Regions from separate parts of the Mus musculus genome. Here region 2 is linked to region 1. The links are chromatin loops, found by intact Hi-C in ENCODE. Cell type or tissue: left cerebral cortex. All regions are shown on one strand. Region 1 has its middle 6.5 kb from the start of Kcnn1. Region 2 holds the start of Mpv17l2 (MPV17 mitochondrial membrane protein-like 2).

Region 1 (5,000 bases):
ACCTTTGTTCTGTAGAAAAGCCCCATCTCTCGGAATCCCAGCCCGCGCCTGCGCACTAGCAGCGGGGAAATCCCTGACTCGGAGAGGGGTTGCTAGAAGGGAGTTCCCCGCAGTTGCCAAGGATACCAGGCGGGCCTAAGAGTCACACGCTGCGCATGTGCGGAGTACTTTGTTTCCTTCACTTGGGCTTTCCCTGTGGGGGGCGGGGAGAGAGTGTTAACCCGCGCGCATGCGCCAGCCACTGCGCGTCCCAGGGGACTAGGGGAATCCTCCACCGCCCTAGCGCCCACGCAGTCCGGGGTAATCGGCTCGAACAAGGGAGGAGCTCCTGGCGAGGGCGGTGGGGGAGGGCTGCTGGCGGGGTCTTCCCCAGGTTTCGGCCCTCGCGGTCGCCATGGCAACCGTGCGGGAGCTGCAGAGTGAGGGCTACAGGGAAGCCGGGCAGATGTGCGCATGCGCCATCAGGGCTGGGGGGTTCCCCTTTAGCACCGCGGGGGTGACGAGGACAAAGGGACCGGCGCGCTGCTGTAGAGAAGAGCCGGGTCAGCCCTGCACGGTTTGCCACACCTGTTATACCAACACCTAGTGGAGGCAGGAGAATTAGGAGTTCAAGGCCAACGTGGGCTCCGTGAGCCCTTGTGAAAAAAATAAAAAATAGATCACGCGGCATAAAGCCTGCAGCCATAATTTGGCTCCCCCTACTCCTCATTTCCCCCTCCCCCTGCAACTCTCCATCCTCAACCATCTCCCCAGTCTCTCCCCTTTCCCACTTCTCTTCCCCGGGTCTCGAGCCTCTCCCAAATCCTGGTGCCATAATTCCAGCCCAGAGTGTATGGGCAAAGACGTGGCGCCCTCGCGTAGCTCTGCGCTGTTCAACCCGGTGTCTGGCCCCGGGGCTGCGCCTTTGGTGTCCTCCAGGACCCAGGGCCCACCCAGTGCCTCTCTGTCCGCATCACTCAGAGGTGCGTGGCAGTGTCCAGAGGGACAGTCTCCTGTCGTAACCGCAGTGCCACTCTCTTTAGGGTGCAGACGCCTTCCTTGCGCCTTTGTCCTTAGTACAAAGCTTTCGTCCATCCTTTGTAGAGAGAGCGTGTGACACACGAGGCTATGGGAACAATGAGTCGCAAGAAAGGTCAGGTCTCAGCGGTCACCCTGAACACACACTGTATTCGGTCCCCAGCGGCGGGGCAGCCCCACTGAAGTTACTGAAGTTTTGGGGATGCCCTGCAGAAGTCATTAAGGACTTCTGTGCTGGGTCCAAAGGTCCTTCTGAAGTATCTGTGCACAGCCCCCCTTCTCTGGCACCTTTATTTGAGGTGGACTCGCCCTAATTGCAGCTTTCTTCCGGCTCCCTAAGAGTCTTTAGGCTCCTCTTTCTCCTTGGGAAGGAGATGAATGTATCAAGAATGGAGGGAGTCGGTGACCTGAAACCCGGGCGAGGTGGCCAGTAGGGACGCCTGTCGGGGATCACCTTCAGGTTGTGAATGAGAGGTGAGAGTAGTTGGCACACGGCAGAGCTGGTCAAAGAGTCCAGATGCTCCCGAAGCTGGCCCGGTTCTGAGGGACGCTGGGTTTGGTCAGGGGTCACCCAGAGGGTCTGTGAAAGACTATGGGGCTGGGAAAAGTCCAGTTGGTCTCCTCGCTTGCAAGGAGAGACAGGAGAGACGTGCGGGACAGGAATGTGACCTGTCACCAGGCTGTCAAGGTGTTTCATGAGGCAGGGATTGTAGTGAGTCTAAGAATCGCGGGTCGAGGACTCCACTCAGGGCGATATAAGGTTCAGGGTTCCCCACAACGAAGGGAATCCTTTGTCGTCCCTCCCTCGAGCTCTGTTCTGCAGACCCAGAAGTCCTCCTTTCTGTCTTGTTTCTCACCGCCCGCCCGCGGCTCCGCGGTGGGAGGGGCGCTCGCAACCCGCGCCGGTCGCGGGTGCATCCCAGCCCCGCCCGTCCGAGGAATCCCCGGCCACCGCGGGAGCGCGGCGCTGCTCACGAAGTGCTGCGGGGCTGGGGGACTGGCGAGGGGGGACGGCTATTTTTAGAACATATGGAAGAAAAAATACAAAAACAAAAATAACAACAACAAAAATGATGGAAACTCTTAAAGGCCTCCAGACTCCCAGGAGGAAATCCCCCTGTCTCAGACCGTGGCAGAAGGTGGGTGGGTGCTCAGGGGTGGGGCTAGGAGGGAAGGGCTGAGAAGGGGGTTGGGGGGGGGGTCGACACTTAGAGGACAAAGCAGGACAGAGCCAGCAGCCCACAAATTCAGTTTTGGAGAGCCACCTCAGAATGGACTGGAGAAACTGAGTCTTGGGTCTAGCCAAGATCACCACAAGGGTCTCGGACCCTCTCCAGACCCAGGCTCTGCTTTCCCGCTCCTTGAGCACTCCAGACCCCAGGAGGCTCATTGTTCTGGCTGGGTATTTTGACCTTCACGGTCCCGCCACCCCTGCATCCGCCGTTAGGGGCGCAGGGGGGACTCCAGCTGCGTGAGCGGCACCTTCCAGCCAGACACAGGGACAGAGAAGTTTTCTCTTCCTGCCTCTCTGGTCACCCCACCCCTCGCCCCCAAACCAGGACCTTCCAGCCTGGGCCGCGTCATCAGCTGCTGGAGTCTCCCGGCGTCTCTCCCTCTCGACCCTTCCCTGCCCCAGGCTCAGCTTCTCGCTGGAGTGCATTTCCCTGTGGGAGGCGACAGCTGCTGCACCTGACTGGGTTGAAGGACAAGGATCCCTGGTCTTTGTCGCAGCCTCAGTTTCCCCGTCTGAAAACTGCGCGCGTAAAGCCAGCGGACACCAAGGATCGCCCCAGCCCTTGGCGTGTCCTCGGTCACTGTCCTCGGCCTCGGCGGGGAGCGCGCTGGGTGCCGCCGCGGAGGGGACACCTGACCGTCCCCAGCGGGCCGCGCGGGTGGGGGGTCCGCGCTGCAGCGGCGCGCGCACCTCTGTTCCCACGCCCTTGCCCGTCTGCTTACTCACTTGGTTTTGCTCTCGGGCCGGGACGCAGGGACTCCAGCAGCTGCGGCTGGAGACTACTGGTGAGTTAACAGGCAGAAGGGGGTGGTGATGAGGTGGGGGTGTCTCTTTGCCGGGTTTCACTAAGTCTACCGATGTTTGGGAGACCTGCGGGAACCGCGGGATGTCCCTTCATCTTCCCCAGACAATCCGGAGCAGAGACTCTGCCCCAGAACGAACCCTGAGTCCCTGGGCGAAAGGGGCTCAGTTTCAGGTGAGGTTGGGGACCTGGGGACTGCCAGTCACTCAGAGTGGCAGTCCTCCTCCTCCTCCTCGCTATTCCCCATGGCTCCTTCCTTAAGGCATTGGTCCTCATGTTTGGCGGGGATTCCCTCCAGAGATGGCCGGCAGGAGCTTCGAGCTGACCTGCTAGACCCTCAGGCTTTTCCTCTGGCTTTCTCAGTCAGCCACCCCCTGCGGTGGGTAACTGGGGGGGTCCAGAGAAGGCTAGTACTCACCCAAGGTCACCCAGCAAGGCAGGGGCAGAGTAGTCCAGAACCCCACAACCCCTGGGTGGGGTCCTGTCTGGGTTTTTTGCATCATCCCTGAGCATGGGGTGTGAAGCCCCTCAATCTGGTGCCCAGAAACTAGGGGGAGGTTAAGTTAGGATCCCCGGGACTCATTTCAGGGCCATGATCTAGCTGGCTGGCCGAGCCCAGTCCCAGATCCTGTGGATCACCTAGTAGGCAGGTGTCTGGAGGAGGCCAACAGAGTGACCTTGGCAGCCCCTGCCCTCCCCAGCCACTGTCAGCTCTCCTGGGCCACCACCCCACCACTACCCGTAACCACTGCCCCTTGCCCAGGTCCTGTGAAAAGAGAAGAGTCACGTTTAAGTTCACAACGGAAAGCAAGGAAGAAAACCAGGAGGTGGAGGGGAAGTGGTGTGTGGAACAGCAGCCTCAAATTCTGGACTCACAGCTGTGGGTCTCACAGTCGCCAAAGCCACTAATCTTAAAGAACCCTGAGGTCCGCAGACCTTCAGCCTGGTCGGGGCACACACCCTTTAGTCCCAGCAATCACAAAACAAGCCAGAGCCACGCTTGATCTCTGAGTTCAAGGCGAGCCTGGTTTACAGCAAGAGTTCCAGGACAGCCAGTGCTACACAGAGACCCTGTCTCAGAAACCAAAAGCAAACCAAAACAAGAGAAGGAACCCTGTGGGCCTTTCCGATCTGGTTCCCATGTCTGATCCTTACAGGTGTGGAGAAGAGCCAAGGGCAGGGCCATCCCACGTCTGAGGGCAACTTCAAGACACGGAAGAGCAGCGGCCTCAGGTTGGTGGTTTCCAGAGCCCCTTGGACCCCAGGGTGAGTCACCTGCCCCGGTACCCCCTGGTGTGGGGTAGGAGAATTGATGATTGCCAGGCCTGAGCTGGGGGTGGAGGGCAGCCTGGGCCTGATACTTTGGTCCTAACTCGGCGGGAGGACTGCTGTGTAAGCAAGGGGACCTAAGTGTGGATCTGCACGCAGCATTCACACTGGAAAGCAGGCAGGGTGTGGCCAGGCCTGTGCCTGGAACCTCAGCACTGTACAGAGTGGAGGCAGGAGCATGGCAGGGTTGATGGCTGCCAGCCCATCTCCAAGTGAGTGAGAAACCCTGTGTCAAGGGTATAAATCCAAGAGTGATCCACAGACACCTGATACCCTCTGGACTGCTCAGGGACACCACACACACACACACACACACACACACACACACACACACACACACACACACACACACACAGAGAGAGAGAGAGAGAGACAGAGAGACAGAGAGACAGAGAGAGACAGAGAGAGACAGAGAGAGACAGAGAGACAGAGAGACAGAGAGACAGAGAAACAGAGGGAGAGAGACACGAATGTATGCACACAGAGTGAAAGAGAGTGACAGACAAAGAAAAACACACACACACAGAGGAGAAACTTAAGTACAGAGAGAGACAAAGATAAAGAGACACAGACACACATAGACACATACAGGATAACAAATAAATAAACAATAAATAA
Region 2 (5,000 bases), 100 kb after region 1:
CTCGGCTCAGGGGTGGGAGGCCCGCGAGACTCATGTGCGCTTGCCCATTGGTCCGCTGAGAGCAGAAAAGTGGGTAAAGCAAAATAGGACTTCCCGTGTTCGGCGTGAGCGGCCTGCCGCAACGCTTGAGGACGATTGGTCACTTCCTTTGAGAGGCGGAGCTTTGGGGTTTTGGATTGGTCCGTTCTGAATAGGGCGGTTCTTCGGCGGGGCATGTGATTGGCGCGGGCCCGGCGCTCGGCTGCCGCGGCTCCCTGGTGTCTGTAGCGGCGATGGCTCTGGGAGGCTGGCGCTGGGCTCGCAAGGCGTTGGCTGCGGGGCGCCCGCTGTTCCAGGGCCGCGCGCTGCTCCTCACCAACACACTGGGCTGCGGCGTGCTCATGGCCGCGGGCGATGGCGCGCGACAGGTCTGGGAAGTGCGCGCGCGGCCTGGACAGAGATTCAGCGCGCGGCGCTCAGGTGAGAGGGACCTGTGCGCGAACGAGAGGGACCCCCAGAGACCGAGCGGTCACCTGGACCGGGCACCCACCTTCCTGGGGCCTGTCAATCACTCTGGGACCTGGCACCCACTCTGATGGGTCCTGTCAGTCTCTCTGCACCTCGCCAGGAGGTTCTGCCATTGACTCTCCCTGTCCCGCAGCCAGCATGTTCGCCGTGGGCTGCAGCATGGGCCCCTTCCTACACTTCTGGTATCTGTGGTTGGACCGCCTCCTCCCCGCGTCGGGCCTACGAAGCCTCCCGAGTGTGATGAAGAAGGTGCTAGTGGATCAAACGGTGGCATCTCCCATTCTGGGCGTCTGGTACTTCCTGGGTAAGGAGCAGCAGGACTTTGAGAACTCAGAAGTTGTGATGGGCAGAGCCTGGTTTGTGCTTAGGGGAGTGCTGACGGGGCTTCTCTTCTATTTTTTCCCTCCCCCCCCCCAAGGTTTCTTTGTGTAGACCTTGCTGCCCTGGAGGAACTTGCTCTGAAGACCAGGCTGGTGTCAAACTCACATAGATCCACCTGCCTCTGCCTCCCGAGTACTGGGATTGCTTTGTTCTAGGAGGCATCATGTACTCTCGCTGCCTTGAGTTTGCTACCAACTGGTCAGTAGCCCAGTTTCCTGTCCCCATTTTGAGACAGAGACTCACATGTAGTCCCAACTGGCCTGAACATCTCTTTGTAGACCAGGCTGATTGTGCCTGCCTCGCCTCCCTGAGTGCTAGCATTAATGTGTGTCACCACTCCCAACTTTCTAAAATCCTAACCAAAAGGAGTCTGGGCCAGAAAGGGTTTTTCAGCCACAGTTGTGGGGAAACCAGGCAGGAACTATACACAGCTAGTCACATCTCAGCCAGAGAGAACTGCATGATTTCTTGCTTTGTTCAGACTATTTTACCACTCATGAGCAGTCCAGGACCCTGGGTCTTCCCACATCAACTAACTTAATTACATAAGCCTATACAAGCATCCCACAGGCCAATGCATGTAGACAGCCCCCGGAGACTATCCGATAACTCTAGGCTAAGTCAAATTGACAAAGGTACCTGTTAACACAGCGATGGGGCTCGTGATCTAGGCTCACGCATTTATGTTTTCATAAGTAACTCAGGCTCCCTCACACCAACCTCTCATTTTCCTGGACCTGCCTGCTGCTCTGCCTGAGACCTGCCCTGCTTCTGCCTTGCAGCCACCTCAGCCTTTATAACTACTTCTTGGTCTTCTTCCCAGGCCTTGGCAGCCTGGAGGGTCAGACACTAGAGGAGAGCTGCCAGGAGCTGCGGGCCAAATTCTGGGACTTCTACAAGGTGGGCGTGCCCACGTGGGCTCTCTCAACATGGCTCCACCCCCCCTCTTTACCTTCCAGACCCACACCCAAGGCCTTGGCCCCCACCCACTTTTCAAGCCCCGCCCCTCGTAGCCGCCCCCCCTCTCACAGTGGCCCTCCCACTTTTCCACAGGCCGACTGGTGTGTGTGGCCAGCTGCCCAGCTAGTGAACTTCCTCTTCATCCCTTCTCATTTCCGAGTCACCTATATCAATGGGCTGACACTGGGCTGGGACACATACCTGTCCTATCTGAAGTACTGGGTGAGCTCAACTCCATGGTGTGGGAGTGTGGGAGGGCGTGGGTTCCGGCCTATTCCTGTTTGACTGTCCCTCTGCTGCGGACAGGTCCCTGAACCCCTTCAGACTCCGGGCTGTGCAGACTGAAACTGAAGCCTGGCAGATGAGTTGGCCGATGGATACACTCCCACAGGAGATTACCGAAGCTGGTCAAAAAGCTCTGGGCCATGTCCAAAACCCAGGCTGACTGCCCCTGGACCAGCAGTCCCTTGAGTCCACCAGAGACTGTTCCCATGTAGAACAGACGCCAGCACAGGCTGTCCGCCCTCCCCCCAACCCCTCCCGGTTTTCCAGTGGGACCATGAAGCCCTCTGTCTGCCTGGACACCCTCCACAGCCTTGAAGTGGGGTCTGGTTTGGCCTCAGAAAACTTGATGCAAGGCTGGGCAGGGTGCGGAAATTCATTAAATTCTCTTTAATGTCAAGGACTGCGTGTGGGTGGGTTCAGGGGCTGGGCCAGCAGACTCAGCAAGGTCCATTCGCTTTATTGACTGTGTGTAGTGTTCATAACTTCTAGGGAGGAGTGGGACACATTTGACACTCACGACGTCAGAACAGGTTTGGGGGTATCCCAAAGTAGTGAATATATCCCCTACACCCCATTTATCCCAAAGTATAAGGCAGAAGGCCCAGGCAAGCAAGAAGCCGTCTGTCAACCAGGTGGTCCATATGGCGATCCCCCAGCCTCGGGGTTGGCAGGCCCCGCCATCTTCCATCAGCCTGCTGCAGAGTGACATCTGGTCCCCTCTTCACAACTGACAACTGTGGACGGGATGGTTTACAAAAACAAAATGGGGGTGGGGGGTAAAGGAGAGGGAGCAGCAGTGACCACAATACACCACGGCCGAGCTGGGTGGAGCTATGTACAGGGTGGGAAGGGGGTGCGCTCGGGGCACATCCTCAATAAATAAATAAATAGCTACAATAATAAATAGGGTAGTCGGGGATGGGGGACGTGCCCCTGGCAGCAGGGAAGGGAAGTGGCTCAGCAGGCACAATCCTGATGAGGTGGCGCCTGCTGGTCGGTGAGCTGCGGGCCCTGCTTGGCACCGGTGACCGCAGGGTCTGCAGTATCCAGGGACTCTGACATCTTCTCACAGATCACGTCCACCAGACGTTCAAACGTCTGCTTGACATTAATGTTGTCCTTGGCGCTGGCCTCAAAGAACTCAAAGCCTATATTGGGGAAATGGAGGGGTGGCAACAGAGCTGTAGGCTCCAGACGCACTCACACAGGCCCTCGCACTGAAGGGTCCCTCCCAGGGAGGCCACACTGGTCTGGGTGAGCCATCCATTACTACCCATCCCTTGGGATAATCTTAAGCACCCTAGTGAGACATCCCTTCCATCTGCCACCCAGCCAGGCTCCAAGTCCCTTTCCAGAGACCTACAACCTCCATGGCCTGGTTTCTTGTCAGCTCAGCCTGCAGTGACAGCCACAGTTCCTCTAAGGGGCGATCACGCACCACTGTCACGACTCTGCCTATACCAACCTTCCCATACAGGCATGTTGTGCCTGCTCCGGGAAGCCAGGCTTAGCCTCTTCCACCCATTTCTCTTTCTAGTTCGAAAACTTCACAGGCCCAGTACCTTGAAGGTAGCTCATGGCTGACAGCTGACAGCCAACATGGCAAGCACCTCCATGTCCATCAAGACCCATGGTAAAGCCTCCTGGATAAGGCCTAGTTTTCTCAAGTGCAAACCCCCTGGATTCAAGCCCATGTCCTGATCAGTGAGACACTGGGTGTGTAGCTATCAGGTATCCAGGTCTCTGGTCCAGCCTGGTAAGGGCCACAGTCCTCAGTACTCACCCAGGTGGTCAGCCAGCTGCCGGCCACGCTCTGAGGACACCACTCGCTCATCTTCCATGTCACACTTGTTTCCCACCAGCAGCACCTGGGCATTGTCCCACGAGTAAGTTTTGATCTGAGTGGACCTGCAGAGACAGCCAGAGGCTGAAGAGGAAGCCGGAGGACCTGGCCCCATCCCCGAGTCTCTGCCTGTGTCTAGCCCTTGCAGGAGAGACCACTGCCCCTTGGTAACTGAGTCCAGCCTATCTCACTCAGACCTCTCCATCTTCCCAAAGCTGGGAAGATGGGCCGGTGTCCACTACACCAAATGTCAAGACCTGGGGGAGTTAATTTTTGGTGCTGTGGCTGGAATCCAGGTTCTCATACATTTGAGGTAAGCGCTTGGCCAGAGAATCACTTGACCTCAGACAAGTGAGCTAACGTGGTTCTCCTGCCTGGGCTACCTGGGTAGAGATCAGTGGGAGGTTCCTTGTCTACTCACTGGTTACCTTGTGTGCTTCCACAACCTCAAGCCTTGGGAACAGCCACATGGCTTGTCCCACCAGAGGCCTACTCTTGGTTGTCTTTTGGCCATGCTGGGGACGAACCCAAGGCTTTGTCCTGGCCAAGCAGGCACCCTACCAACTAAGCTTAGCTAAGCTTAGCTAAGTCACCTCCAATCCCAGCCTTGTGTTTTCTGAGTAGGTGGGCTGCTCACCAGTCCTGCACTGCATTAAATGACTCCTCATTGGTGATGTCATACATTAGGATGAAGCCCATGGCGCCTCGGTAATAGGCTGTGGTGATGGTGCGGTACCGCTCTTGCCCTGCTGTGTCCTGGGGAAAAGAGGGATAGGTCAGAAGGGACCTCGCAGCAGCCCCCGAGAGAAAAACGTGCTCCAAGGTTGTCCAGCAACCACTTTGAGGCCCGGGGACAGTGGGTCAGGAAAAGCAGACAGTGACCCAAATGGGTCACTGCAAGGCCACTTAGTCACTCAACAAACATGTACTGGGTGCTGCCTGAATGCCCTGTGCCACACTATGCTAGAAGATGAGTGGGGATGCTCGGGACTTAGGAAAACGGGAAGCTCATACTGGGATGGAG

Evidence for each region. Hi-C counts contacts between places; a loop is a spot of excess contacts. Peaks named below come from ENCODE experiments on the same cell type or tissue, not always from the same donor. Only the 100,000 strongest peaks of a DNase experiment are listed, where the experiment ranks them.
Region 2: a loop joins it to region 1, with 4 times the contacts of the local background. A loop is called at or near these places in 1 of 42 quality-filtered maps.

The regions. Positions count from the first base shown.
Region 1 is chr8:70,860,984-70,865,983 of GRCm38, reverse strand. It overlaps a transcript of Kcnn1 not described here. Among named protein-coding and RNA genes, the nearest start is that of Kcnn1, 6.5 kb to the right of the region's middle. In left cerebral cortex, a CTCF peak has its summit at 2,460; DNase peaks (open chromatin) are centred at 189, 793, 1,011 and 1,861; H3K4me3 peaks cover 3,020 bases; H3K27ac peaks cover 1,416 bases.
Region 2 is chr8:70,756,179-70,761,178 of GRCm38, reverse strand. It overlaps Rab3a (RAB3A, member RAS oncogene family), which reads right to left. Exons shown (of 5, transcript NM_009001.7): 3 at 4,614-4,732; 4 at 3,917-4,041; 5 at 2,571-3,281. The coding sequence ends at 3,091. It overlaps Mpv17l2 (MPV17 mitochondrial membrane protein-like 2), which reads left to right and starts at 258. Exons shown (of 5, transcript NM_183170.2): 1 at 258-459; 2 at 641-811; 3 at 1,712-1,788; 4 at 1,942-2,070; 5 at 2,155-2,530. The coding sequence starts at 273. The coding sequence ends at 2,193. It overlaps 6330537M06Rik (a long non-coding RNA gene), which reads right to left and starts at 64. Exons shown (of 2, transcript XR_003947402.1): 1 at 1-64. In left cerebral cortex, a CTCF peak has its summit at 3,578; DNase peaks (open chromatin) are centred at 2,174, 2,336, 2,684, 3,530 and 4 more places; H3K4me3 peaks cover 1,701 bases; H3K27ac peaks cover 1,149 bases.